2 separate regions of the Homo sapiens genome follow, and region 2 is linked to region 1. Evidence: chromatin loops called from intact Hi-C (ENCODE). Cell type or tissue: PC-9. All regions are shown on one strand. Links, peaks and the distances in the headings refer to the core of each region. The heading gives the core; the rest is flanking DNA.

Evidence for each region. A loop is a pair of places that touch in the nucleus more often than their neighbours do. Peaks named below come from ENCODE experiments on the same cell type or tissue, not always from the same donor. Only the 100,000 strongest peaks of a DNase experiment are listed, where the experiment ranks them.
Region 2: a loop joins it to region 1, with 3 times the contacts of the local background. A loop is called at or near these places in 12 of 110 quality-filtered maps.

Annotation. Positions count from the first base shown.
Region 1 is chr4:99,714,603-99,730,401 of GRCh38, forward strand. No RefSeq gene overlaps it. Among named protein-coding and RNA genes, the nearest start is that of C4orf54, 65 kb to the left of the region's middle. In PC-9, for the core only: no CTCF peak of the experiment used is centred there; DNase peaks (open chromatin) are centred at 7,609 and 9,159; H3K27ac peaks cover 3,091 bases.
Region 2 is chr4:99,650,650-99,666,448 of GRCh38, forward strand. C4orf54 (chromosome 4 open reading frame 54) reads right to left here and starts at 7,179. Exons shown (of 3, transcript NM_001354435.2): 1 at 6,846-7,179; 2 at 1-4,030. The coding sequence starts at 3,999. In PC-9, for the core only: no CTCF peak of the experiment used is centred there; DNase peaks (open chromatin) are centred at 4,852 and 7,332; H3K27ac peaks cover 2,932 bases.

The sequences.
Region 1 (15,799 bases), core at 4,774-12,773:
TTGAATTCTAAATAATTTTCAGTCATTATTCTGGAGGTCATAATATTTGCAATTTCCCCTATTAGTCTTGAAGATAACATAACTGTTGTAGAACAAAGATTGGCCTCTTGAGGTGTCTTTTCAGGTTTTTGCGTTTCTGACAACCAGATGTCACCACCTAGACGTGCCAACCAGTCCTGTGGCCCCCACCCTAGAACTGACTCAGCACAAGAGGACAGCTTTGGTTCTCTATGATTTCAACTCCAACCCAACCAATCAGCATGCTTCCTACCCTAGCCTCCTGTCCACAAAACTATCTTTGAAAAATTTCTAACCTCTGAGCCTTCAGGGATTCATTTGAGTAATAACTCAGTCTCCCACATGGCATTGCTGGCCTTATGTCAATTAAACTCTTTCTTTACTGCAATGCCATGGTCTTGGTGAGTTGATTTTATTTGTGTAGTGAGCAGGAAGAACCCATCGGGCAGTTACGGGAGTGTGGAAATAAACAAAGACCAACCAAATGAGAAAAGCAAAGGTTATTTATTCTGAGCTTGCTATAGCAGAAGAGTCTGCATCATCCCTTGAGTTTTGGCAGAGATTTAAAGGCAGGCAAAGAAGTGGGAAAGCTTTACAATGGAAAAAAGGGAAGGCTTCAGGCATGCACTGATCGGAGGCTTTGGCCTGGGGAAGCTATAAGTGGGCTAACCAGAATCAGGTTGTCCTGTGTGATTAGTTAGGGGTATATATTCTGATTTCTCTGGTCCTAGGTTGGAAGCAGAGATCAAAATTAGGGATGCTGTCAATTATTAATCAAGTCCTGGCTATTTGGGGCCTATTGCTATAGCAGCTACTGTTTAGCTTCCTGGATCATCACTACAGATAGCAATCTGGCTTCCTGCAGGTCTGACTTACAGCAGGATGGCTTCTTGTGTTGCTCATTGCAGATAAGGAGCTGGTTTCCTGGGCAGGTTTCTACAAGTTGTGGATCAAAGTTCTATTTTTATATATGGTCTGGACATTGTCCATTTGCATATCAGTCTCTTGGGAGTCTCTATTGTTTGTATTCAAATTGATCACCTAGTCCTTCATAGGCCTGGCTCTCTGATCACTAAGATGGTTTCTTTCCTTTTCTGCTTCTAAAACCATTTCTGTTTCTAAACTAAGACTATCTCAGCTTTAGAAACTCTCATACTGCAGGAAAGTCTTCAGTTCCAGGCAAACTGGGATGGTTAGTTATCCTGCCAGTATATATCCTTTCCAGAGCCCTAATTAACTGGGTTAACAAGCAAAGCATTGATGGTTTTTAAGAACTCATCCTGTTCAATATTCTCTGTTCCTAGAAAAATTAAAAAGTCTAACTAACAGAAGGAAAAAGTAAAGTCCTTGTTTTTAATAAGCAGAGTAGTAATGATAGGGACAAGAGGCAGGGAAATTTTGGGCAGAAGGGGGCAGGTCCCTGGCAAGGGTGCCACCTGGGAGCCTGGAACCACAGCCCAAAGTGAGAACATACATTCCTGTTTTCCTGCTCAAATGTTACCTTTTCCAAAACCTCCCATGGCCTGCCCTGCCCCACATGCTATGTCCATAAAAACCACAGGTTCCACCAGCAGAAGAGAGGAGAAACAATGGATGTCGGAGGCTACAGTTAGAGAGAAGCAGCTTGACTTCAGAGGGACAGCTTGATGGCATAACTTCAGAGAGGAGTCCAGCTGGAGACAGCCAGACTCCAAGAGAAAATTACCTTCCTGCTCCATCCCTTTTTCATCTCCCCTTCCCGCTGAGTGCCACTCTCATTGGCAATAAGATCCTCCACATTTACCATCCTTCAAATTTGTTCATGTGACCTCATTCCTCCTGGATACTGGATGAGAACTCGGGTGCGGGTGCAAAAGACTGTCACATTGACCCTCCACTGAGGTGTTAACACTTAAGCTGTCCACAGGTGGCAAAACTAAAAGGACGTTGACTGTAACACTCTTCTGGGGCTTCAGGGTTTGCAGGCACCCCCACTAGACGCTGCCACAGGACCTATACAGAGTTCATTCCTGCCAACAGCCAAAAGCACTCACCCAGGCTCCTGCACTTGCTCACCTGCATGCTCCCTTCTGCAAGGAGTTGAGCACAGCGGGTTTGAGTGAGTGGAGTTTGCCCCTGCCAGCGCTGAAGCAGCCAGCTAGTTCCCATGCTCACACTCTAGTTCCGGTCCACAAAAGGGTCGGGGAAATTTTCCTGCTTCACTAAAAACTACATTTGTTTATAGATTTATTTAATATTATTTGCATATCAGTGCTGCACAAGGAATCAGGAGGCCTGTATTGGCTGCCAACCAGCTATGTAAACTTGGGTAAATTGCAAAGGAGTGTTGGGGCTCAGAAAATAATACCCCAAAGTATGGTGCTTTGGCATGCTGAGTACTTTGAACTAAAGAAGAACCAAGGTCTCTGATCCTCTTCTGCCCTCCTATCTCTCATCCCTCTTTCTCCTCCAAGTGCAGGGAGGGGCTTTCCCTGAAGTTTGTTTATTTGACTAAGGGAAGTTTCTTGCAAAAGAATGTAATTGTCATGAGCTCCTGCCTTAAAAGTCCATCGAACAGGGAAGATTAACTCATAGGAAAGAAGACTAAAGGTCACTATACCACCTATACTGTCACCTGAGAGACTACCTGCATAACAAAACACCTTTGCTCACCATACATTTCCTTCCCTCACCCTTTCACAGCTTGTGTTGATCCCTCACATGAAGAAGTCCTAAGCCTCTATTTCTTTCTGTAGCTCAGAATGCCATTTATAGCCTGGCATGATGGCATGCACCTATAGTCCCAGCTACTCAGGAGACTGAGGCAGGAGGATCACTTGAGCCCAGGGGTTTGAGGCAGCAGTGACAGCTATTATCACACCACTACACTTCAGCCTGGGTGACAGAGCAAGACCCTGTCTCTTAAAAATAAATTGCTATTTAAACTTCAACCATCTGACCCTTCTTTGAGTCTTATATTTTGTGAGGCTCTTGGGCATTTGCATGTAATAAATTTGTATGCTTTTCCTCTTGTTAATCTGTCTACTGTTAGTTTATTCCAGAGATGCAAATTATCAAAACATCAGAGTAGAAGGAAAGTTCCCTTCACTCCTACAAGAGCATAATAGTAATTTTTCCATTTTCTGGAGACAATGTACAGATATGGTTTTGAGAATTCATTCTCTATAGATTTGAAAACATTAATGAACTTTTTTAGCTCAACTTTTCTCATTTGTAAAATGGAGATTCTAATAATCTAGCTTTTCAAGTCAGTGTAAGAAGTATATGAAATAATGTATATAAAACAAGTATCGCATTGCCTGAAATGTAGTAGGCTTAGAAAAATTTATGTATTTGCAAATTTATTTTGCTTGCTAATACCTCCTGTTTGAAACTAAGTTATATACCTCTGTATTAGTCCATTTTCGTACTGTTGATAAAGACATACCCAAGACTAGGTAATTTACAAAAGAAAGAAGTTTAATGGACTCACAGTTCCATGTGGCTGGGGAGGCCTCACCATCATGGCAGAAGGTGAAAGAAACATCTCAATGGTGGCAGACAAGAGAAGAGAAATTGTGCAGGGAAACTCCCCTTTATAAAACCATCAGATCTCATGAGACTTACTCACTAACACAAGAATAGCACAGGAAAGATCTGCCCCCATGATCCAATTACCTCCCACCAGGTCCCTCACATGACACATGGGAATTGTGGGAGCTACAATTCAAAATGAGATTTGAGTGGGGACATAGCCAAACCATACCAACCTGCAAACTCATATAAGTCCTAACCTCAGAATTTACTATATTTAAAGATAGGGTCTTTAAGAGGTAATTAAGTTAAAATGAGGTCATTAGGGTGGGCCCTAATCCAATATGTCTGATATCCTTGTAAGAAAAGATTAGGACACAGAAGGAAGAAAAGGTGAAGCCACAGGGAGAAGATGGCCATCTACAATGTAGTCAGGAAGAGAGGTTTCAGAAGAGATCAACCCTGCAGGCACCTTGATCTCAGACTTCTAGCCTCCAGAATTATGAGAAAATAAATTTTTCTTATTTAAATTACTTAGTCTGTGGTACTTTGTTATGGAGCCCCTAGCAAACTAAACCTCGTAAAGATAATAACATCCTAATTTAAATAAACAATTAACTTGGGCTAGAGTAGCAACATAGTACGATCTGCTAATCAGCTGATTATTGTTTGATCTATATCTGATTTTCATATATAAACAAGGAAACATCATGCAAAGTGTTTCTATTTAAGGCCAGGCATGGTGGCTCATGCCTGTAATCCCAGCACTTTGGGAGGCTGAGGCAGACAGATCACCTGAGGTCAGGTGTTCAAGACCAGCCTGGCCAACATGGTGAAACCCCTTTTGTACTAAAAATACAAAAATTAGCTGGGCATGGTGGTGTGTGCCTAAAGTCCCAACTACTTGGGAGGCTGAGGCAGGAGAATTGCTTGAACCCGGGAGGTGGTGGTTGCAGTTAGATTACGCCACTGCACTCCAGCCTGGATAACAGAGGGAGACTGCATCTCAAAAAAAAAAAAAAAAAAAAAAAGTTTCTATTTAAGAGATCTCCTCTGTATCAAGCAATATTTGAATATCCCAGAATTAATGGGTTTTTTAAATGACTGATATTACATTATTTTTGAGGTCTACAAATCTTAAAATTACCTATTTGTAATATTTCTATTTTTCATATACACCTGATTCCTAATTTCAATAAACAAGAAAATAGGTGTTGCAGAAAGCTGTCTATACCCTCCATGAAAAAAAAAATAGAATGCTCTTTGAGCCAGCCAAACAAGAAAAATGCCTCTTAGAAGAAATGATTGTTGCCAAGAAGGATTTCTTTCTGCTTCCCCATCTGTCACCCTCAGCTTCCTTGCATGTGCTCTGGCCCCTGGGTACAGTTAGGAATATTTAGGTGCTAAGGAGCTCCAGCTCATTAATGGTCACACAGGAAAGGACCTTCTCCAAGGGAATGGCTGGAAAGGACCAAGGGAGGCTGTTGTCCTTAATCTGTCATACCTATAATAGATTAGTTTTTGACCAAGTTAAGGGAGAGTAGGACATTTCAGTGATTCCAGTTCAAAAGTCAAAGTTGCAATTTCATTTCATTATATTGAAATGTCCTTTCGTCTTAATTGTCTGATAAGATTTGGGCACAGGTTATGTATAAATGCTTAACTGGTTTTGAGAGACACTGAGGTTGCTCCATTTCCTACATTCCCAGAGGAGAGTGTGAGCTACTCTCACTAGGGAACTAATCATCAGCCTAGCTTGTGTATAAATTTTCCGTGAAGAGGCAAAAAGCAGTGCAAGAGAAAACACACACACACACACACACACACACACAATGAAACAGGCAGTTGTGCCATGCTCGGTTGCAACCCACAACTAAATTAAAGTAACACGACAGTAAATACGCTATAAAAGAGTAAGCACATTCTCTCAAGCCAAAGATGTGCTAAATTTGGATACCTCTATGTGGAACACACATCAGAGCTTTGAAAAATGAAAAAAACACAACTTGAAACATCCAAGCTGACTGGGGTTTAAAAAACAAACAGCAACACAGAGTATCTGGGAGGGGATAAAATATCTAACTATTCTACACAGAGTGCCAAGGCATCTCTTCTGTACTATCATTTTAAGCTCCAATTGGGTCAGTCATCTACAACCATATCATGTGCTTTGATTGACTACAGTTTGGATATTTGGTCTCCTGTAACATCTACCTCCATGTGACTTCTGAGCTAGATTATCTCTGCTCCCCTGATGTTAGTCAGGGAAAGGAGATTAGAGTGGAGGTTGGAGGGGGCATGAATTCTTTCTTAGACTGTCACAGAAGCAGCTGTTCTCTCCTAGCAGGGGCAAAGCTTCAGTCTGAAGATTTTGGTCACATTGCTTTTTACCTACTTTCCAACTTTGCAAATGTAAATTCTATAAACATCTGGGCATTTTGCATTATGAAGAAAATTGCTAGATCCTTGACTTAATTTTTAAATATCCTTTTAAGTATTTTGAAATCATTTAAGCAGACTGTAATCTGAGAATCCTTAGTTTGGGAAAGGTTTTGCTCTCCAAGGGACCGAATGGCACTTCCCAACTCACAATTACAAATTTATGGGAAGGTTGCCTGTGACTCTCAACTTTCTCCATCAAAGGTCAAGGGAAAAGAGAGTTTATATCTTTAGTCTTTGGAAAGTTTCATCAGTCTGCAAAATATTTTTCACATTTCTTAGGATTGTGGCAGTGATGTGCCTAATGACTATATCTTCAACAGGTTTAGTAACCATCTTTAAAGGTATGGTTTTAATTCAGATTCAAACTTTTACTCTCCCAAACACAGACTTCTTTCATACTCAGCATTTCTTTCTTACCTAGTGCTAATGTAATTATTTTAATAAATTAAATGCAAAAGGATACAATTTTCAACCACCTCCTTCTACTTGATAAAGTCCTACTCTACCCCAAGGCCCATCTCAGATCTTTCTAACAACCCTAGAGAATATTTTCCAAATGAGTTTAGTTCCATCATCATCTTACAGCATCATGCTTGTCCACTGTCATAACACTCACCGTATCAGCAATCTCTCACCACTGAATTATAAACTGCTTGAGGAGAGAAGCAGTGTATAATTCCTCTCTGTATTCTCAGGAACAAGCACAGTCTTTGGAATACAGTTGATGCATCATAAACCTTGTTGAAGTGAATTGTCAAGGTTTCATTGAAGTCAAAGACATCATCGGACACCTCTGTTATATGAAAATTCATCTGTGATTAAGGTGCTAAATAATGAAGTCTCTCCCAAGACAATAATAATGAGTCATGTACCTTTTTTGAGATGCTTTCTATGAAATTATAGACATGATATCAGATCTGAAATGTGGTGAGGACCGTTGCCCTTGGAATTCATACACATAATTGAGGAAAGAGCTAGTGTCAAGGTCCTTGTAACTTTGAGAGCTATAATACTACTATAAGAATGACTAGAATCACATTAAAGACCTATTCTGAGTTTCCTCTCTCTCTGTTTCATAGAGTGAGGCAAGGATGAAGTAGAACTGAATCAGTTATTTGCTTTTTATGCTTATGTCTATGCCCATGAAACTTTCTTGGGCATGCTTTCTTAGTCACATGTAACATCCCAAAAGGGCTAATCATTTCAGGATAAGTGCTCTGACTTTGATCATGCTTTGTCTTACCATCTTAGGGCCTCATTTAATACATATGTGTAACTTACTATTTGCCAAGCACAACAAATGCTGGAATTGTAGCAGTCATGAGTTACTATTTTGTTACCCAAAATTCATTCCTCTTCCCCCAGCTTCCTTATTCATATTTTTCAAAGTAACAATGTACCTGACTAAAAATCTCAACTCCCTAGACTCTCTCAGAGTTGGAGGGGTGATACCATTGCAGACAATAAAATAAACTGCAAGTTTCTGGGAAATAACCCTCATGAATGTAAGCCATTCTTGGGACAGCTCTGTTATTTGAGGCTGAATGAATATCTGATAAGTTGGCACAGGCAATCCTAAGAACTGTTGAATTGTGGCAGTCAGAAGAATGGCAGGGCTTAAATGTTGTTGCGTCATATCCTGAGCTTTTTATTTCTAGGCCAACCTGAAATCTTCCCAGTGGGTGGATGAATGAGAAGAATTGAGGAAATACACCTTCCCCTGTCTCAGGGAAGGAAGAGGATTATGGGCCTGCATTATTACCTTTAGGTCTGAGACACAGTGTGGGTGTTGGTTATAAGGGAGTTTGCATGCTAATGAATCCTTTTGGAGCTTGCATTCTGTGGAGGGGTAAAGAAATAAGGTTATAAGTGAAGGAGCAATTCCTGTGATGCTACAAAAGTCCTCCTGAGCAACAATCTGGCACTTCGAAGGGAGGCAACAAGTTCAGTATAGAAGGACACAGAGACTTTTTCTCTCTCTTTAAATCCTTATTTCCTTACAGAAATTGCTATTCTACTGCCCTCTAGGAGAAGGCTGCCCAGGACAAGAATTTCCTTGTTAACAAAAATTATGGCCAAAAAACAAAACAGTAGCAGAGATATTAAAGAAGTATCTGGTTTGGGGAGCTGGGTGGATGATCCTAAATTAATTGAAATTGAAAGGAGATATATGACTGCGTTTTTGGCCTCTCTTTTACTGTCATCCCAGCCCTTAGGTCATGTTTTATGTTCAAGGCATTGTGATCATCATTCACCTTTGACTGGAAGAGCAAAGTCACTCCTACTGGACATGGGTAAATATAGTAAGACACTTGAAATGCAATGCCCTTGAGAAGCCGGCTTCTTCTATAAGGAGCAACTTTATCTCAATAACAAACAGACAATAAAGGGAACTCCAGCTGGCCTGATGGGTGTTTTGGAACTCAAACAGCTGCTTCCGGATGTATCATTCCCACCTTTCACAGCCTTTCAGCGGAAATACTTATTGGCTCACTCAGAGGATAGAAAATCTTTCCAATTAGGCAAGTTGGTGTAAAGGCCTGAGGTGGGAGCTGGCAATGCTTCCCAGAGGAGCCCACCTCGAATGGTAGCCTGAGTTCACGCTGAATGCAAGGACAGCGCTGTATACAACCGAGGCCTTTAGTCACAGATGTGGGACAGGGGTGCCTTCGATGGGTCTTGCTCATTTTTTCTGTACTATTCCATATCTAGTATTGGATTCTTTAATTTCTCCAAACCAGCATTTATGAGGAAAAAACACAAATTCTCCCTAGGCAGGCAGTTGTAAGTGTGTGTGTGTATACATCTGTGTGTGTATGTGTGCATATGTGTGTATGCATGTATCTACATATTTGGTGGGAGAGAAGAAAAAGCCAGTCTCCTTCTCCCTGGAGACTGATTATTTGTAATTATTCAAGACATTTATAAGTAAAAATATTTATAATATTGTTTGAATGGCTCAAACATAAGAAGTAGAAGAGATGTACTAAAATTAAAAGTGTGTCTTATAAAATGAACTAACTTAGTTTAAAGAGCAGCTAAGTTTAAAGAGCAGCTTTTTTTTCTCTATCACCTGCCTACCATGCCCCAGCCAACACGATTTGCCAAGGCCAGTGACTCAGCAGAGCGTGCATTCAGCAGCTACTGAATGACAGCCTTGGAACAGTTACTGCAGGTCTCTCCACTCCTATGAGCAGTATAGTGACCAATGAGTCATGGATCTTTGCTCTCACTGTTTTCATCTTGAAATGCACACCCACTGCTGTGTGCATTTTTCTGCACGTTTCTACATTGCCTCAGTGTTATAAAACAATGCAGTAAAGGGCTGTTCTAGAGGCTGCCTGAAGTCTTCTGTCTCAAGCCAGCTATTTCCTTATCTGACTTGGCATTTAAAACAGCTGGATGGCTCTGACAAATGTGTCTTGGAGCTGTGCACCAGGGGTACGTTGCTTTATGATATGATTAAGTAAAAGCATATTCTTTCTCTTGCATTGACTTTCTGTGTGCCCTGAACTGAAATCAGTCCAATCAGTAAAATCCTGATGCAGAAAATGATAAACCCCAAGGCTTAACTACTGTTACTGAGAAAGCCCAAACTCAGCTCCCTTGACACCCTTGAGAGAGTTTACTGTTTACCTGGAAGCCATGAATTTCTCTCCTTGTTGAAAAGCATGCAATTGCCATTAGATGGAGCTCAATGAAAGAAAAAATAGAGGATGGGCTTTTTCTGGGTTAGAAAGAGGTTTTTCCTGGAAAGTCTATTGGAATTGTTACAGGGGCAGTCTCAGTCTGGTATGTGTTTCAGAGTTAGCCTCCCTATAAACCCATCAGACAGCTCTGTCCATGCACAACCATAAGCATTAACATCACTAAAACTAGTAAATATGAGATATAGGGCCCTAGAAAATTATATAAAAATCCAACAGGATAAGCTAATTTATGTTGTGTTAGAGTTTAGAGCCCAGATTTCCTCATAATTTGTAAAATGAGATTTATCTAGTGTGCTTTTATTTCCCTGCTCCTCAATCATCCTCACCACCAGGAGGCTTGGTGTTCATACATGAAGAAAGCTAGTCAAAGAGATGTATAGCCTGGGAAAAGAAAGGTAACCTAGTATTCATGTTGGAATGAAGTTTCCAGTCTGGCTTTGTGCAAGGATGGGCATGATGGCTGAGCCAACTACTGCAAGATTGTTCCCTTTTGCTTTATGGCTGGGATCAAATCAGAACATGGGTGGTCCTATGTAACAGGAAAAATGTGTGTCTTATGGGAAAAAGCCAATGCTTGTATTGTAACCATTTATATGTCATTAAGTGACACTGGGAATTTTCGAAGGACATTTCACTAAAGAACTTCTGCATGCTGAGATTTTATATTATCATGAGATCAAAACATCAAGGGAAAGAAAATATAAATAAATAACTTTACTGCATTTATTTATGTTCATATTAAACCATAGAAAGAGATTTGTAAACTATAAACAATGAAGACACTATGGATTTAAAATTGGATTTGGTTCTATAAACTGATTTGCATCAATAAGTTTTTAAAAGAAAGCTTTTTTCTCCTTTTTCAATGTGTGTATACATATGATTCTTCCAGCAATGCAGGGACTGCCCATTTGTCCTTTTCTTCCACCCCATATATATCACCTGACACAGCAGAAGATATCTGCCTTTGAAACATTTGTTTGTAAATCAAAATATATTTTAATTGCATTGGAATGGTCTTTATTACACTGTTGGGAGTAACTTCACAAGCAAAACATCTTTTAAGGAGTGAATAATGAAGCCATAGTAAGTCTTTTACTATACATAGGAGTTTATATGCTAAATGTGCATAAAGCCAAATAGTCCACAGAGTCATAAATTGTGGTACCCTCTTACATATATGACAGACATCCCCAGACTAGCCAATTAGCTCATGCATTCCAGAAAGATGTACCAGACATCCTCAAAGACTCATGCTTGGGAACTTAAGGAACCAGAGGGAACTCCGGCAAAGTAAAACCACCTGTTCTCATTCGATAGGCCTCAGTTGAGGATCTCACTCACCTTTGCTCCTCACATCCTGATTCTCATTCTGAAAACAACTATCTATCTGGCTTTGAGTCTATACTCAAAAACACATGCCTTTGCTCACATCCTGATTTTCACTTTGAAAACAACTATCTACCTGGCTTTGAGTCTATATCCAAAAACAAAGGTGGTGAGGTATCAGGAAACAATGGACCTCCTACCGAGCCTCCAGGAGGATATTTCCTCCCAAACGATAAAGGAAGAAATTTCAAGGGGAAGGAGGGCAAGGTAGAAGGAGAGGAAGACAATACAGCATAGGATGTTGTGTATTAGCCCATGATTCAACATTAGACTCATCAGTAAGTGCCTGCGTGGAAGGTTAATTTAGATTTCTATTTCTGCATTTAACGTCTTTTAAAAAGAAAAAAAACGTTGACTCCTCAAGACTCAGTGACAAACTGGGGAGAGAAAGAAGAGGATCAATGATGGTATTGGGTTCCCGACTTGGATTACAAATGGATGGTGGTGTTGTTACAGAAAAGGAGTCCTAATCCAGACCCCAAGAGAGGGTTCTTAGCTCTCACACAAAAAGAATTCAGGGCGAGTTCACAGTGCAAAGTGAAAGCAAGCAAGTTTATTAACAAAGTAAAGGGATAAAAGAATGGCTACTCCACAGACAGAGCAGCCCTAAGGGCTGCTTGTTGCCCATTTTTATGGTTACTTCTTGATGATATGCTAAATAAGGTGTGGATTATTCATGCCTTCCCTTTTTAGACCATATAGGGTAACTTCCTGACATTACCATGGCATTTGTAAACTGTTTTGGTGCTGGAGGGAGTGTAGCAGTGAGGACAACCAGAGGTCACTCTCATCACCACTTTGGTCTTGGTGGATTTTGGCCAGCTCCTTTATTGCAACCCATTTTATCAGCAAGGTCTTTATGACCTGTATTTTGTGCTGAACTCCTATCTCATACTATGACTTGGAATGCCTTAACTGTCTGGGAATGCAGCCCAGTAGGTTTCAGCCTCATTTTACCCAGCTCCTATTTAAGATGGAGTTGTTCTGGTTCACATGCCTCTGACATTCCCCCCTCCCTTTTATAAGAGAACTCTTAATCCTAAGGGTTGCGGAGGGATGAAGGTCCATCTTCTATAACTTCTTCAGGCTGAATTGGGCAATGATATTCCTGCCTAACTATCAGGGGTCTCTTGAATTCAGGGTAGAGAGGAGCTCAGTCAGAAAGCATCAATATGGTAAGGTCCATTCATAACTCTTGAGTTTCAACAAAAGGTGACATCTGCAAGATTAATAAGTGTATAATTTAAGAAAACATTCAGTAAGCTTGTCCCGTATTCCTACACAAAGAGTGTAACAGCAATATATTCCACAAAAGCAAATAAAAATAAGTAACATTATTCCAGGTAAATTAAATTAGAAGGCTCTTCATGAACTGGGCAACTGCTGGAACTAAGCTGATACAGAGTTGTTAGCTGATTGTAATGTGCCCAGAATTAGAATATTGATCCAGATTTTTACATTACCCATCCCTCTTGTTTCTTCTGAGCAGCAGCCAGAGATCACTGGTTGGTTTACAGGAATAAGCAGGGTCAGTCTAAATGCAGAAACAAACTTAAAAACAATAATAAGACTAGAATTTAATAACAAGTGTACCATAGCTTTTGAAACATAGTATTTCTCACTCCAGTTTCCCAGTTTTACTAAAGACAAATTATAGTACGACTGATTTGCTTTATTATACTTGGCCTGATTATTTGTATAAAATGCAGCAAGAATAATTATTTTTCACATAGGCTTTTTAATTATCTTTGATGGAACTCTGTTTCATAAGGAATCTCAGATAAGACTTTTTAAAAGCTGAGCCCTGCCAAATACCTATGAGTTGGGTAAATTCCTCTCCTTTTGAGGAGATAACTTGGGGCTCCCAGACCTGTGAGAAAGTTACATTCTTTACTTACCATATATTAGAAACCCTCTACAAGGATTGCTGTAGGCAAGGTATGAGGCCAGTTCCCCAAGGGGTTTTTAGTGGCTCTGTAAGTCAAGTTAAATTCCCTAAAGGGAAACACACTATTCCAGTCAAGGCCTTGGCAAAATAATCAATTTCTCCAATTGTGTCCTGTTACAAAGGAAAACAGCCTCTTATTGCACCTATGCAAATAACTATAGTGCCATAAGTTAAGAATACTCACAACTAGTTTCCAAATTCTGGAGAAATCAGGTAGAGAGAAATAAATATGCTCCAAATTTTGTTCATAGGAGTACAATCAATGGTTAAAAGCTGTAAATAGCTCAAAATAAAAGTTTCCTTGACTCTGAAAAACAAAACAGAGGATCAGCAACGTTTTAAGCAAAGTTAAAAAGACTAAACTTCTTCAGTTTAGGCCATGTAGTTAACTTCTGTTTGATGGTTATGAACATTTCAGTTCTCTATGAGAGTTCTGAAAGTTTTTTCTTTTATTCTGATGTCACAATCTCCAAAGTTATCAGAAAGCCTGCATTTCTTTCTTTCTTTTTTTTTTTTTTTTTGAGATGGAGTTTTGCTCTTGTTGCCCAGGCTGGAATGCAATGGCGCAATCTTGGCTCACCACAACTTCTGCCTCCCAGGTTCAAGTGATTCTACTGCCTCAGCCTCCCAAGTAGCTGGGATTATAGGCATGTGCTACCACGCCCAGCTAATTTTTGTATTTTTGGTAGAGATGGGTTTTCTCCATGTTGGTTAGGCTGGTCTTGAACTCCCCACCTCAGGTGATCCACCCACCTCAGCCTCCCAAAGTGCTGGGATTACAGGCATGAGCCATTGCACCCAGCCAGCAAACCTGTGTTTAAGAACACCTGCAAGAGTTCTATAGTTGATTATATAAACCACCTTCTAAAGAGGATTAAAACAAGACAACAATTGTCTGTGGATGATAAAAAGTTTAACCACAATTGATAAGGAAATTTAGTTACTTCTGTGACACACAAAATTTTACATAATAATTATAATTATTAATAACATATACTAATTCATATTAGAATTATAGGAGTTTCCCATAACTTTGAAACATATACCAATAACACTTTTATGCAAATATAGTCCAAAGAAAGCAAAACACTATTTCACATTTGATAATGCTTCCTGTATGATTTTATACCAAATAAGCCAAATTACACCTTTACATTAATGTGCTATTAATGTTAATCCCAATTTTTAATAAAACCTTATAGACATATTTAATCAATTTTAATGTTTAACCACAAGGTAATATTCTTATAAACCTTTTATAACCCTTTACATTTTTGTGAAACAGCAGATTAATGCTCTAAGAAAAATCTGTTGTGCTTCTATTCCAATGTTTAATTTACAGAAAAATTGAATAATACCCTTTTAATTTTAGCCAATATGTTCACACACAGAATGTCTTACAATTAATTTTTATAAATCTTCCGTAACTTGTTTAAACCTTTAGATTTTTTTTACTTAAAACAATCCTTTAACACTTTATTCTAGGCTGAAAAAATCCACATTCCTACGACTTCTTATAATCTTTCACCAAAAATACTTTTACTTTCTTTTCACACCTTTCATGAAAAATTGTTTCTTTAGTAGTTTTAATTACATGTTATAATGTTAAGTCTTAGCAACTTCTATTTTTGGTGAAAACCTTGGTAAATTTGAGATTTTAATTATGTACTAGATGTGGAGCCTAGCCTAGGACACACCAGACAGAAGTGCATTTAACAGCTGGCCCTCCAGCATAGCTAGGGGCTGTGGCTAACTCCACATATCCCAGGCCTTACCTTACTTAAGCAGGCAAGTTTTACAGTAAGAGTCATAGTGGCATTTTATGAAGCATTGAGGTGGCCTAACAACCTTTGAAATGTACATTTCTCACATAAATTTCCTTGCACAGATCCTTTCATGACTTACACAGACCATCTGAGATATCCTTGAACTTTCGGACTTGCCCTAAACATTCCTCCTATTAAACAACCAGTCATTTTACTTTAGGACAAGAATTTACCATACAAGATCGTTTCTTATATAAAATCTCTTTCTTTATAATCTTCCTTGTATAGTTAGGGGGCATGGCTAATTCCACATGTCCCCAGGCCTTATCTAGAATCTAATGGCTGTAAGGTAGGTAAATTGAATAGTTTTCAAAAGTCAAAGAAATCGTGTGACCTTGAAGCAGTTAGCAAATCTGATATCTGACCTCAATTTAGACCAAATATCTCCATTTTCAAGGCATTTTATATTACCAATAATCTTTAAAACTGTCTTTTCCTAAAGATTACTAAAGTCATGTGAAGAAAAAGGCATTAAAATTCCCATTTTTCTGACAAATTATTTGATTTAAGCACTTAGTTTTCTAAGCCAATTAATTAGAGCTCTTTTATATATAAACATACAACACGTATAAATACATAGGCAGACAGAAGATTCAGCACTAGTAAGATTTTTCATTTGCCAGTTTCTTAATTGGATGACTGGCTTTAGGGTGGACCCCATAGAAGAACAGGGCCAGAAAAGCATGCCATTTTAGGGCCAAATAAGCAGCAAATAAACAGCTGAAGGCAAAGACAGATCCCCAGAATTAAGAGTGCCATTTTTTACTGGTTCCTGGATCCCCCAAAGGAGGGAAATACTATGGGAGAAGACAGAGCAGTGCTTCTACTCTGCATTTCATTGCAAGGCAACCCAAATCCAATTAGCCTATTTTGTAATTAGCCCAACCTTCATGGGATTCCCATCTCCCAGTCAGGGTGGAGGTGTTTCCTTATCTTCCAGGTGGACAAAAGCA
Region 2 (15,799 bases), core at 3,900-11,899, 65 kb before region 1:
TCGCAGGACCACACCAGCTTTGTTTCCTGTGCCCCGCTCTTCCACCTCACCCAGCCGTTTGGACAGCTTGTCGTGGTCTCCATCAGCAACCACTACCCCTTCCCTCTCCTCACTGGCAATGAGCGACAGCACGTGGCTGTCCATCATCATAGGCAAGGGGTCGCTTTTGCGCTTCCACTCGTTCCTGTTGAAGCTGTACAGCTCTTCCATGGACCTCACGGCTGCAGTCAGCTTCTCCAGGGCATTCCGGGCTGGCTTCGTGGCTTTCCCTTCCTCCTTGACCTCCTCCTCCTTGAGCTTCTCTGGGGTCTTCTGGGTGGAAGCCTTGGAGACAATCTTGAGCACAGGCAGGTATGAGCCCTGCTCGGGCTTATTGGGGGCAATGGTAGCCACAGGCAGCCTGCCAGATGCCCTGTGAACCAAGACTGTCCCTTCTGGGGAGGAAGAATTCAAGACTCTGCTGCCGCCCCCTTTGCCCATGCTTTCCCTGGGCTCTCGGTCCATGCTGTCTTCCCTCTGGTTCACTACAGCCTGGCATGTAATCACCATGGGGGACAGGGATCCAGATCCGCCAGCTGCTGCAGACAGCTGCCTGGGTTTGGGTCCAGTCAGCCCCTGCTCTGGGGTAACACTGCCCTTGTCACTACTATCCCCTGACCCTTTAATTAGTTTCCTGACATCTCTCACCTGGTGGAGGGGGCCTTGAGCCTTGGACTTGTCTCTGATGTCTCTCACCTGGAAATGGGGCACTTTTTCTAGGTTGTCCCCGCGGAAGAGTTTCTGCTGTGCCCTGCTGTTGTCCTCGATGGTCTTGAACAGGTTAGAGGCGCTGCCACCGGCCAGCTTGGGCGTGAGCAACTTGGCAATGTTGAAGTCTGAGCTCGGCTGCTGCACACTCCCCAGCCGGATCTTGATTTCGGGAGCCTTGGGTCTGATCACCGCTGTGGAGGTGGCCTGAGCAGCAGGGTACTTGGTGGCCTGCTTCCTCGGCTGCTTGTCCTTGGGTGTCTGCTGGATGTTGGGGACAAAGAGGCGAGACATGATGGTGTTCTTGCTGGCAGAAATCTCCCCGAGATCAGCCCGCCAGTCGCCTCCTTTGGGCAGCTTCAGCTTCCCTATAGGGGCTTGTTCCTCCCTCTTCTCGGCCTCTTTCTCCTTCCATGACCGGAACGCACTGTTCTGACTACGGAGGAAGATGCCCTTGACGGTCTCTGAGGCACTCTTTTTAATTTCACACACTTCTGTGTGTCCATCGGTGAAATTCCGGCCAGGGCCTGCGTTGCGCTCGCGAGGAGTACTGGCTTTGAAGACTGGAGATTTGGAGCCCGCCACGGACCCCTCCCCGCCCGCGTCGGACATGCTGACCACTGTGTACTCGGAGCCGGCCTCGGAGTGACGAGAGCTCTGCCTCTGCAGGCCCCTCTCTCGCTGCCTCTCGCTCCCGCGGGCGCCCTCCGTCTCCTTGGAGGTGCCTGAGAGGTGGTGGGATGTATCCATGACTTCTCCCCTCTCCATTTTGAACTCGTGTTCCCGCTGCATCTTCTTGGAAATGACATTTTTGAGCAGACTGGAGGCGAACTTGGACTTCTGGGGGCCATCGGCGCGGGAGGTGGGCTTGCTGCCCTCGGAGGTCTCGGAGCCGTCGTCCGTGTATGCCGACCCGGGACCCTTGCCGGGGCCTTTGGTGGCCCTGCCGGGCCCAGGGGCCGAGCTGGCTTTGCTCTCACTGCGTACATTCAGGGGCTCCAAAAGGGTGACGACGCGGGAGCCCGTCTGGACCTGCTTCTGGAAACACAGGGGCGTCTCCACATGTTTGATTTCCCCCTCGACTTTGCTGACCACGAACTCCAAGGCCTTGGTCTGAGACTTCTTGGACTGGATGTAGAGCTGGTCGGCAGTGGCCCGGGCCCCACTGCCCTTCCTCAGACCTGCAGCCACAGAGGCCGCGCTGCTCCTGAGGAGGCTCTGCTCCACCCTGGCCCCAACACCCCCACATTTTAAGTCCAGGAAAGTTGACCAGCGCCCAAAGCCCACTTCGGAGAGCGTGGTGGAGGACTCCCGGGAGCTGATGTTCAGAGCCTCAAAGTAGGGGTAAGCCAGGCTCCGGAAGGCCCGGGAGGTCAGGTTACGCACCTCTTTGTCCGCATCGTCCAGTTCGCTCACGGCACTGGAGGCTCCGCTGGAGTAGTCCACCAGCTCCTTCGCCCGGATGGCCCCGCACCTGGTTTGCAGGCGAGCAGGTACAGCAATGAATTTCTTTGCATGGTCCTGAGCCACTGCTGCAGCCGGGTTTTGCTTCAGCGAACTTGAATTGTGTTCAGCAGCTGTAGAGACGCGGAGGCTCATGTCGCCTTCATGCTTGGCAGCATAAATAATGTTTTGCTTTGCACGCACGTTGCTAGGCTCATTTATAGCCCGGGAAGCCGGTTTGATTGATAGGAGGATCTGGCTTGCTGCACTCCCACAGCTGCTTGCGGCGGCGGCTGCTGCCCCTGAAGCTGCCTCCGGGGTCTCAGGCAAGGGCTCAGTCAGGGGGGCAGTGCCAGGCCCAGTGGGTGGGGGAGTGGGGCCACTGTCAGAGGGGCCACTGCCCACTTCGGTGCTGCTGGTGTCGCGGCCACTGCGGCCTGCATTGGGGCGGGCCAGGTCGCTGCTTGTAGGGCTGGGCGTCCGGGTGGTGTTGGTGCTGGGAGTGGTGCTGAGGTAGCAGCTGTTGTCGTCGTCCTCTTCGGTCAGACTGGTGATGTCCCCTGGGGTCTCGTCGCTGCCACCAAAGGAAGCATAATCCACGAACGAGTAGATCACGTTGTTGTCCTCGAAATCCCAGCGGGAGGCCAGTCCCACGTCGAAATCCATGTCCTGTTCCACCTCACTCAGCTGGATCTCATGGGTGGTGATGTAGTGAGCCTCTTCGACTTTGGGGGGGTCCCTGCTGCCCTGGGACTTGGCAATAATGTCCCTGCACTCTGTTCCATCTCCTGCCCCTCCTCCCCCTCCTCCTTTTCCTCCTCCCCCTCCTCCTGATATTTTCTCTCCTTCTCCTCCCACGGCCTGGCAACCTTCACTTTCACCACTCTCACTCTCGAAGCCTAAGGATGAAGAGGAGGTGGCCAGAGCCCCTGTGGATGTGGTGGAGTCCTCCATTTTGGAAAGGCCATCCTCTTCTGCTTTGTTCATCGGGGAGGAGGATGAGGAAGATGAGAAATTGCCACCCTCTTCAGAGGCAGAGTGCTGGGATCTAGAGAGTTGGGAGGAGGCAGGATTGTTCTGGGGGCTTGGAGTCTTGCTGCTGGGTTCATCTTGGGCTTTCTCCTTTGGGCTCCTAGAGGCCCTCTGACCCCCAGGGCAGTGCCCCAGGGTAAGTTTCATGGTCTGGGGACTCTCCCTCTGGACTTCAGCTGAAGCACACATGTCCACATATTTCGCTTCTCGCTGGGAGGAGGCTGAAGGCTTGGGAAGTGGCCACAGCTGCTGCTTGAGCTCCTGGCTGTCTTGAGCACTGCTCACCCCGTCCCCCACCTCCGCCTGTCTTGCTTTCGAATTCAGCTCAGGAGGGGCAGCTTCCATTATGAGCCCTTGCCCAGGTTTCAGCGACAGGAAGAGACAATGGTGATCGCTGGGGAAGTCTTGGGTCCGTCTCTGGCCCCGGAGGGGCTGCAGAGTTGCCCGAAGCAGGGTCCCACGTATCTGGACTGGCCCCAAGGCTGTAGGCACTGCTGCCACTGCTGCCACCACCTCCCAGTTCTTCAGCCCCTGTGGCGGGGCCGCAGCAAGCCTGAGGGAGGTGGGAAGGCTCCTGGATGAGGCGGTGGAGGTGGTCTGTGGCTGGGGGGCTGCTGCTCCGGCCGAGACTGTGGCCAGTGTTCTGTAGCTGAGCTGTCCTGTCCAGTTGTTTGCCTGGCACCGTCGGCAGCAGCGAGGAGTCTGAATGCCATCGGCCACGGAAGAAGCAGCATCTGTAGGTTGACCCCGGGACTTCCAGAAATGAAAGGAAAGCATGTGCTGTTTCTTGTGAAGCCTTGTCCCTTTCCTGGATGGGGCGAGAGAAGGTCACGTCATTCCAGAAATATTTTTAGTGTCCATTCCGTAGTCATATCGAAACCACACTTGAGGGTAGAAAGAAGAGGCTCTAATGAGATGAAAAGAGAAGGTTGGGGGTGGAGGAGGCATGTGGATTCTAATTCAAATCAGCCAAATGTTCTATGTAATCTATTATAGCGATGTCTAGCAAGTATGAAATTATTCTTTCCTCACAGCCATCTTTCACTCTCAAGTTTTTGATTAAATGGTTCCCCCCACTTGTTCTTAAATAAAATTCAAATTTTTCACGCATTTCGCATGAATTAAGGACACTCTGGAAATATTTCAAAGTCTCCCTGGTACATATGGTAGCCTTATATTTGCCTCAAAATCTATGCATTTCTTTTTCTTTGGAGAGCCAAATCAGATGAGTTTTGGTAGTAAAACTTTTCATAAGAATAGAATATTCCATCCCTCTTTCCCCAAAGTTACACTCTATGAAACACGACCTGTTTGGTTCAAAATAGAAGAATCTCTCCTAGAATCCTTACTGTGGTGACTCAAAGTATAAAAGGGCAATTTTCAAAGACCTAAACTTAACACTTTAAGCAAACTTTTCATTATGGTCACTAAAAAGGGCACATGGAGCCAAAATTGACACTACTTCAAATCCCTACAGTGCCTTAATCAATCTCAAAAAAGATCCCTAAACTTGTAGAACCATGGCAAGACAACAAACCTCCAATTAAATATAGCCTGAGCTGCAGCCTCATGATTCGGTTACGCTGGCTGAATTCCAGGCCTGCAGGGCACTGAGTCAAAAAGCAAAAGAATAACAAATACACTTACCCTTCAAGAGTACAGTGCGGCTTGGAGGGAGATTCAGAGAGGAAATGTGACCCACTGGCATGCCCCATGGAAACGAAGCCAAAATCCCCGTTCACTGGCTCTGAGGTACCTCCATTTCAGACAATTTGGTAGTTGTGCAAGCAAATTTGCCAGTCAACTTAAGATGGGGGTCTGTGCTGGCCATCCTCAGAGCTGATTCCTTGGGTACTATCGGTGGAGAACCATGATGCTTGATTTTGGTGAGATCTGACCCTTGTCACCTGCCAGGCCCAGTTCCACCACTATACATAGTCTATGTGTCACTTATGCCGATTGAATAAAGCACTATTTTAAACAACCACATTTGCAGGGAACAAAAATAACACCATCAACCATCCCCTTTCAACATGAATGCCACCTCCACACAGAAAAATGTTCTTTCCTCCGAATAGGCATGTGGGTAGGTATGGAGTGGGAGCCCCTAACAACTGAAGCATCTACCTTCTCATACTTGGGCTGTGGACAACACAAGCCTGCCGTTATCCTCTCAACTCCTTTCTGCCCACACCACTGCCATTAAAAGTATGACTTAAGGCAAGACTAAAAATACCAAGAATCAGAATATAGACATAAAGCCAGAGATCTAGGTGAAGAGAGTAAAAGAGGAAAGGAAAAGGAAAGAAACAAAGAAAGGAAGAGAATGAAAGAGTAAAGAGCGAGAGAACTTGCTAAATGTGCAATCAACTCTTTGATTATAGAGAGCCATGTTTTTTTTTATCTTAGTTTTTTTTTTTTCTTTTGAGACGGAGACTTACTCTATTGCCTAGGCTGGTGTTCAGTGGCATGATCTTGCCTCAATGCAACCTCTGCCTCTCGGGTTCAAGCAATTCTCGTACCTCAGCCTCCTTAGCAGCTGGGACCACAGGAGCACCCCACCACGCCCAGCTAATTTTTGTGTTTTTAGTAGAGATGGGGTTTCACCATATTGGCAGGCTGGTCTCGAACTTTTGACCTCAGGTGATCCACTCGTCTCGGCTTCCCAAAGTGCTGGGATTACAGGCGTGAGCCACAATGCCCAGCTCTTAGATTCTTAATGATAGTAATTACAATATTCACAGCTAAGACTTACATAGCATTTACTATGTGCCAAGAACTACTTGAAACATTTTTAAATGTGTGTGTATTAATTTATTTGATCCCCATAACAACTTGATGAGTTAGGTGTAATCATTGTTCTAATTCCTTATAGATGGAAAAGCTGAGGCAGAATGATGTTAAGAAATTATGTGACAGACTTCAAACCCAGGCAGTCTGGCTTCAGAGCTTGGACCTTTACCATTATGCTACACAGTGTTGCTGACTTCCATGCTCAAATACTCTGCAGGGCACCCGGATTCACAATTAGAAGGAAGCCACTTATCCACTAGGCAATTTCATTTCATCTGCGTGACCACACATATACCATATAACTTGTTTGTTTTTTCTGGTTTTTCATATAACAAAACTGTGTACACATTATGTACTCAGGGATTAAGGATCATAATCCTAGAAATAAAATGAAATAACATATAGTTGGCTCCTTCAGGCAAGCTGAGTATTTTCAATGTCCCATTTAAATTTTGCTTTGAGGCTAACCGTGTCTTGGACGATAAACCATGAACACAGCTGTGAGCACTGTGGTGCATACATACTCCATAGTGGAATAGAAGGCAGAGTTTCTGCCCATCAAGTCAATTATAGTCTAAGGAGGAATTTTCCAGCACTTTTCATATGGCCTTGTCTGTCATGACAACAGATTTCAGCTGAGTTTCTCTCTGCAGTTGGCACACTACAAAATTGGAAGGTCATATGCCCTAAGTGTAGGTTAAAACATAATTGCTTAATACCCAAAGTTCTGAAAATCTACCTGCAGCATCTTGCTTCCTCCACAGAGCACAGCCCTAGTTAAAACTCCCCAAGAGGCAAAGAGAGAGCATCATTCTGACAGTAGTACTTACCTCCAAAGTATCTGTGTGGCTCCTTTACTGCTTTCTAGCTAAATGAATGCCAGTGTAGGAAAAAATTTGAAGAGAAATCTTTTTCAAATGAAGTCAATTTCCAGTCGGGTTTAATTCAAACCACAAATTCTCTTTAAAAACCATGTGAGCTGAAAATTTTGAATAGAACAGACTCTATTAAAAGCAAAAAACAACTGATAAATAGAAAAACGATAAAGGCTAAAGTAAAACAATTAAGAACCCCAAACTGCTTTCCCTCTGGCATTTTCAGAGTTCTGGAGTAGTATATGTTACTATGAAAATGGATGTTGTCAGTTTTGTTGAAATAACTTGCAGTCATTAGGTAGCCATGGAGCCTTTTATTCCTTAATATGACTACAGTCATTTTTTTAACAGATGAACTCAGTGATTGCCTACCTGATCTCAACTCTTGAGCAATTAACAGTGACTAATGTCACCAGCATTAAACCATATTAAGCAGGCATACTTGCTAGACCAGGCTAGGTACACTTAGTTGATAACTTTATATGGGAATTCAAAGAGTAACAAAGGCAATGACTCAGTATCATTATTTTTATCTCTGCAGAGAAAGTTTCTTAGCATTCCCTGAAAGTGTTGGAGATGATGGTATGTAAAAGAATGAAGGCCAGACTATCCACCAGTTGGTAAAAGGACACGGCTATATTTAGGGTTTCTGACAGTGGCATAATAAGATAAATAAATATGTTATTCAAAAGGAAGAACAGTTTATCAAAGGTGTACCACTAGACCAGAAATGAAGAGAGAGTCAAACTCAGACTCAAATAAGGAGTCAGAAAAAGGATTTACCAAACACAGACCTTCTCAGGATTTTCTGGGATGTGGTGGGTGAGGGATATTCTCTGACTACCTGAAATTTTGTGTCAGGCTTTCCATAGACACTTGCACAGCTATTCACACACACTGATGGAAAGGAGTCTCTTCTGCGGGCCACAGATTAATACTCAGAGGGTGGCCAGCTGTTTCTCCTCCTGGCCAAGGTAGGCATGCAAAAGAATTACATCTGAAGGAGAGGCACCGTATTATCTTTTTTCCTGAGGGTGCCAAAGAGTGCTATTTATTTGTCTATTGGGGTAAATCCTTTACATATTTTTGCTCATTACTCCTCTCAAACATACCATGAAAGAACAACTATTATTCCCATTTATAGATAAGAATTGGAGGCTGAGTGAAGACATGTGCCCTGAATGACTTTTCATAATCATAAGTGCTGGAGCCTTGATTAGAACCCAGCTCTGAGTGACTGGAGCTCACGCTAAGTTGATGATTGAGCATTCAGTCTATTTGGTGGAGGTCACAGGGTCATGCCCACTGCTGGCCAGTTAGCTGTTTCACAGCCTCAACCAGCTGCCTGCACACAGGAACAGTTGGTCACCATGGAGTCCAAGGAAACGGAGTGGCAGGATTAGTATAAAACTATCCCTGTGAATAGAAAAACAGCATGTACCGTGAGGATGAATAAGTAGCACTATCTTCTTGTGCAAAGAAGAGCACGTTATTGTAGAATCATGCCATACACATTGTAGATGCAACCCCTTAGCTATGCCATTAAAACTTGGAAGGACAGGAAGAAACAATTCACCACCAGAAATAAAACCTTACTAACAGCCACTCAAGCCTGCACACAGAGGCCAGAGGTGATGCAAAAATGTTTGCTACTTTCCCCCTTGCATCAGGTTGTATATCAAGGAGTCACTCCTCTCTGATCTCCCTCCCTCTCCTTCTCCTCTCTGAATGGTCTGTTAGGCATCTGCCCTCCCTTTCCTCACTCCCATTGCCCCTCTTTTTCCTCTTAGTACCTGACTTGTTGTCCCAGATAGTGGTTTTCATCTGGCTTTCTCTCAAGGGAGTTGTGGAAGTTTTGGTGTTTCAGATTTTGCTGGATAATGGAAAATTATTCCTTCCAGACTAGCCTCAGAATGAAATATCAACAGGACAAACAAATCTTTCTCTATATAATACTGGCAACTTCAAGTAGCCTAACCCTAAATCTTGGTCCATTTTATCCGAGACCTCTGTCTGTTATCCCAGCATGAACGATATAGGACCCGAAAAGTGAGTGGCCAAGGATACCCTCCCCATTGTGGAGGGCAGGACAGAAGAGCTGCCTCATTAGGCTTTAAGAAGTTACTGTAAGTTTTTTCAGGTTGATGTTGAAACAGTGTTTCATTAACCAGCCAGCTCAGCTACCTGTCTATGAACCACATGAGTGACTTATTTCTGTGATTTTTTTTAAGAAATAATTTTTTTCACCTTTTAATTCTTGATATTGCATTTTTGGGGCTAAAACCATGTTTCTGTTTCTGTTTATTTTGGAAAATGTTTCTTCTCCCTACACATCTGATTTCAGACTTCAGCAATTTCAAACACGAGCCTGTAAAGATACACTCAATATTTTATTTTTTAGCTTTCTATTTCTATGAATATTTTTGAAAATTATTTAAGATGTCATGTCTTCGCTTTCTTTAAATCTCACATTCAAACCTTCACAAACCTCAAGTACTGAGATGCAAATTAGAGCAACTTTTTAGAAAACAATCTGACCATTTATATCTATCATACAAAATGAGAAAGACTATGAAGGCTTAACATTATATGCATGAGGATGCTTGTTGTAGTGCATTATGATAGCAAAAAAAAAAAAGGAAGCCACCTAAATATCAATCAATAGAGAAATGATTGACTGATTACAGTGAATGCATGCTATGGAACATTGTGCAGACTTTAATTCAAATGAACAGTTTTAACCTTGAAAGGATTTCCATGAAGAGAAAATTGAAGAATAAAATGTGTTAGTACCATTCCATTTCAAAAATAACAGTAACAGGCCAGGCACGGTGGCTCACGCGTGTAATCCCAGCATTTTGAGAGGCCAAGGCGGGAGGACCACGAGGTCAGGAGATCGGTACCATCCTGGCTAACACGGTGAAACCTCGTCTCTACTAAAAATACAAAAAAAAAAAAAAAAAAAAAAATTTGCCGGGCATAGTGGCGGGCGCCTGTAGTCCCAGCTACTCGGGCGGCTGAGGCAAGAGAATGGCGTGAACCCGGGAGGCGGAGCTTGCAGTGACCCGAGATCACACCACTGCACTCCAGCCTGGGCAACAGTGCAGACTCCGTCTCAGAAAAAAACAAAAAAACAAAACAATAACAATAACAGTAACATCCATTTAAGTAAGCATAGGGTTCTATCAGCATGGAAAATATTATGGGAGTATAAATACAAAACTAACATTATTTTTGTATGTCTGGGAAGGTAGAATTCAACAAAGGGATGAGTGCATTATTACATTTTCCTTTAGGTAGCTCTGTCTTGTTTGAATTGTTAGAACAAATGTGCTTTTCTTTTATAATAAAAAAATAATTTTATTTTGGAAAAATGTATTTTCTCTATAACTTTTCCTTAAGTTAAACCCAAACTAAGCTGAAGCTTGGGGTTAGAGTAAAGAACATTCACAATGAAGTAGACTAAAGACAGACATTTTAGCTTAACTTTCTTATTTTATCAGTACCGGAACAGAAGTTTAGAGAAGAGACTTGCCCAAGGTCACACAGCTATGAATAGTGGAGGAAGACTAAAATCCATTTCTCCTGACCCCAAATCAGTGTTTGCTCTTGTGTTGTTCAGACTTTGTCATCAGAGTGACCAGAAGGAGACTTAATTGCATTCTCAAAAAATTGCTGTATATTCCCTCAAAAAGCAAAAAATTTCACTGTGACATCATATTTTATCTTAAAAACTATGTGTATTTAATCAACAAACTACTGTCACATGTAAAAACATGAATGAATCTCACAAACACTTTTTTTTTTTTTTTTTTGAGACGGAGTCTCGCTCTGTCTCCCAGGCTGGAGTGCAGTGGTGCGATCTCAGCTCACTGCAAGCTCAGCCTCCCGGGTTCACGCCATTCTCCTGCCTCAGCCTCGCGAGTAGCTGGGACTACAGGCGCCCACCACTGCGCCCGGCTAATTTTTTGTATTTTTAGTAGAGACGAGGTTTCACCGTGTTAGCCAGCATGGTCTCCATCTCCTGACCTCGTGATCCGCCCGCCTCGGCCTCCCAAAGTGCTGGGATTACAGGTGTGAGCCGTGGCGCCCGGCCACAAACATACTTTTAAGGAAAAGAAGTCAGTGGCAAATAGAACATACTATATGATTCTACTTATATAGAAATCTAAAACAAGACAAAGTAATCAGTCATTAGTTAGAAATCAGGATAGTGGTTAATTTTAGTTACAGTTGTCAGAGAGCACACTGGGGCTCTAGAGTGCTGATAATCTTGTATTTCTTCATCTGGGTGGCGGTTACATGGATGCATTCACTTTGTGAAAGTATATTGAGCTGTATCCTTATGATTGTGCACTTTTCTGAATAAATGTTATACAATATAGTCATTAAGAATTAATGTGATTTTTACAATCATGTCTGTTTTCATATGTATATATTTCAAATCTTGAAATACAGTTTATGGCTTATTAAAATATGCAATATTTATTTTGTCCTTCACATACCACTTAGTACACTGCAGAGTGCCTCCAGAGGTATCAGCGCCCCTGGTGTGAGAAGCAGGGAGTCAGAGCCAACATTCAGGGCATGGGCAGTGCCACACTGCCTGAATTTGAATAGTGACTCCACCATTCCTAGTCACGTAACCGAGGAATTGTAATTTAGCTTCCTTGTATCCCAAAAGGGTACACTTCAATAAGGTTGTGCCGAGTAAGTTAGAGAACTACATTTAATGCACTCAGTACAGAACCCGGCCCATAGTAAGCACTGAATAAATGCTAATGATTGGTAACTATTGTTATGCTTTGGAGAAATTTTAACCCTTCTCCTACTACATGTGAGTCTCCGCCCCCTACCACACACACACCAGGACATCACACATTGTTTTGCATTTATCAGATGCTCAATATTTTTTAGCTGAATTGAATGCAATAATTCCCCATGGTCTGTAGAAGAAAATTTAATCTCCTTAGTTCTCCTTTAAGGTTGTCCCTCATTTCAGTTCCCACCTATTTTTCCAGTTTTAGTTTATTCACTGCTTTATATAAATCCCCTGTCCCAAACACAGTGTCTAAAACTATTCCCACAGATGCCTTGAATGTCTTTTTATCTCAGGAAGTTTCTTTGCACTCTCCCCATTCCTGAAATATCCTTTTTCCTTCTCTGTACCTTCTATAATTTAACCAATCCTTTTAAGATTGAGACTAAATTTATCTCCCATGGCAATGGTTCTAATCCTTTTTTTGATTCAGAAAACCCTTTGAGAATTTCACAATTCACTCTTTTTTTAAAAAAATACGCACATGTATACAAACCATCTAGTTTCTGAAGTTTTACAATCCCCCTGAATCCTAGACCAGCCTCCCATCTAGGGTTCCCCAGACTACCAGCACCATCACAAAATGAGTCTAATTCTTGATACCCAAAGTAATTACTCTCTGGACTAATACATTTTGGTTCTTTTATTGACATTTGCTTTCAATTGTATGTGTTTTTCCTTTCACCTTGAATGTAGGTCTCTTGAGGATAAAGATATTGTCTTATACATCTTTGTCTGTCAACATTGACGAGGCAATGTGCCTCTCACATAAGGAGCACACAATAAAGAATTGCTGACTAATTGACCCCTGATCATCTATATTCTTTTCTCCGTTGATCTCATCCTGGCCCTTTGTTTTAAACATTTTGTGTTTACTGATGATTGCTAATTTTTATGCCTTTGCCTAAACAGTGTCCTCAATTCTAACTCACATATCCCATGGGCTACTTGACATTTTCATGTGGATGCCTGACTGCCATTACAGAGGTTAAACACATCAAAAAGTGAACTCATCATTGTTCATGTCAACCTTCCCCTCAGCAAACCTTATTTCTACCCTGGTCTTTTCCATTTTAATATGTGGCACTTCATCAATTTAGACCTGGTTCTTCCCTTTTACGGTGCTCCCATTTTTAAATAACGCTCTCAAATCAACCTCCAAAGTCCATCCCAAACCCATTCCCTACTCTCCATCTTCAAAGTCACCACAGTGGTCCAAGCCCTCACCATTCTTACATGGCTCCAAGTTGCCCTCCTGCTCCCTCCGTGCCCCTCTGCAATCCATTCTCCAGCAGGCAGACATTTTTTTTTACAAATAGAAATTGGTTGCTACTCCCTGTCTTAAACCCCTTTCCATTTCATTTAGGTAAAGCCCAATCCCCTTACTTCAGGTTACAAGGACACACATGATCTGGTTCCCACCTGAACCTCCAGGGCTGCTCACATTAAGTTCCAGTCATAGGTTCCTCCCCCAGCAAACTCTTCTTTGCCTAGGGCTATAAACCGGCCTGAAAATCTCTTCCCCTTTCCCTTGGCTCTAAATTTCCAGCTCCTTCTTATCCCTCATGTTTTAGCTTAATCATTTCTTCATGGGATCTTCTCTGACCACTGTATCCAAAGTGGGAGTCAGAGTGACCATGTCCTATCCCATCACCCTGTACATTACCTTATTATTGAATTCTCTTTATAAAATTATTTTCCTGGTTTGTTGCCCATCTTTCCCACCTGAATCAAAACTGTATACAGGCAGGAATCATGTCTAACATATTTATTGTTTTAATTCTAACATCTAGGACAATACAAGCTTCATAAGGACAAAGATTTTCTTTTTTCTTTTTGTTCTTTTTATTTTTTCTCCTTTGTTCATGATATTGTCTTCAGTGCCCAAAAAAGGGCCTAGCACATAGTGAGCATCAATACATCTTTATTAACTCTGTAATGACTGAACAATAGAAACTCAGCAAATGCTCTTTTATCTACATTATTGAATCAATAATTAAATAGTCTAATAATTACTTTTGGATAACCGGAGAGAAGCTAGCAAGATTATTTAGGAAAAAATACTCCTTTACTGAATAGGTAAAAAAATTTATAATTAATGCATCAAAGCATTATGATCTATGGGTATTACAAACATGTTGTTTACAAATAGTTGTATACAAACTCCTTAGAAACACTTAATTTTCAAAAGTTTGCAAAAATTTCCTCATCTTGTTTACATTATAAATTTGCTTAGTAGAACACTTTTTAAATTAAAGCAAAGATAAAATACTTAATATGCTGTTATTAAATGATGCAAATTCAGAATTAATAAATTCTGAAGTAATAATTTTTGTTTATAATTCAGCTCAAAAAGTGATGAGGAAAATCAAGAGTAGGTCTCTTTGGAGTATGCTATAGCACTTCATTAAACCAGGCCAACAGAATTCTTCCATGTCTGTTGATCAGCCCATATATCATGTAAGAGCCTCTGTGGTCAAAATAGCTCACTGAATACATGGTCTTTAAAAGGTCAGGGGTCATTAATCAAGAAAGACTGTTTACTTTAAGCTCAGAACATTGGCTGCTTTCTGCCAGCAGCCATGGGTGATGAAGGGTGCAGGGAGTTCTGACTTTCATGGCTGAGTATCTGGGCTTAGTGGGATTACAAAGAAAGAGACATCAGCCAGATACATTTCAGGCCTGCAGACCCTTCTTATATTTATGAGAACATGTTTTCCTAGTAACAGTTTATTTTGCTGAAAACATTTAAATAAAAACCTCCAGAGACTTTTTAGAGAGGATGGCTTTTCATTCCTAGGCAAGTACCTACCTGATTTAAATGTGGTATTATTTTAGTCCCTGAAACATATACCCCCTTCCATAAGACTTGAGTTGATTTCTGTACCTTTACCACACACACAGCCTCTAAGAATAGAAATAACTGCAGAGGGCTTTTCTGACTAACTCTGATAAGCCATCCTCTCTGTATGCCTTCAGCAGCTGAGGAAGCAAAATTGTGTGCAAGAAAACCATTTCTAACTCAACACAACACACTTCTAATACGATACCTTACAGAACACTCTCTCACTGATTTTGGAATGTGTCCTCCTAGTTGAAAGATATTCTTACCTGGGTTTTCTCCCAACTGTCCTAGTGTAACTAAAGCAACTTCTGCACAATTCTGGATCAAATCTAACAGACTGATCAAATACACTCCTGAGCCACTTTGACTTCTCCTCCTTCTCTATTCCAGGTGAATTGCAGTATCTGAAAGGGAGAGACACTACTTTATTAGCAAACAGATCTGAATTAATACTTGGAACCAGGAGGCATCCATCCTTTCAGCCTTGTCACTCACTCACAGGGACATTTTAATTCACAGTGGCGTCTCAGGCTGCTATCTGGTTGGGCCTCTAAGACATGTTAAAATAAAAAGCAGGAAAGGTGAAAATTATCCTTAGAAATTCTTTAAATCACTCATAAGTTCTGATTTCAGGATTTTGAGTAAAAACCTGCATAACATAATATGTGAATGCACATACTTGTATGCAATATATAAATGCACGTATTTATTCAGTATATAATAAAGAACATATATGCAAAATAACACTTGGCAACATTTTATTTCTGAGTTCCCCATCCCCACACACAGAGTGGATGAATTTATATAAATCAAATGCCCTTGAGTTCAAGAAAGTTCTCTATTTCAGAGGTTAGATATACCTTTTGGCCTCTGAGTTCTATTCTGAAGTCTTGCTTCCTGTTCTGTGTCTGAAACAAGTCCATTTGGAACCAGCTGTGCACCTTAGACATTGTTTCCATGGAAACGCTTTCATAAATACCAATGGCCTTAATTAGACAAATCAAATAAACACAAGAAACACATATCTAGGAACCACTGACCCATATTATTAGCTAGAAAGGCAGAATTTTTTATTTCCTAGCCATAGCCCTGATCTTTTCAAATTCCTGTTATTTGTTTCCTCTCTTGTATAAAATGATTCATTCATCTGGTTTACTTGCATTTTTTAAAAAAGCCATTAAATGTGTTTTCCATTTCTTTTGGTATTCAATCAAATTTAGGTTATGTAAAATGGCAGGAGTGAAC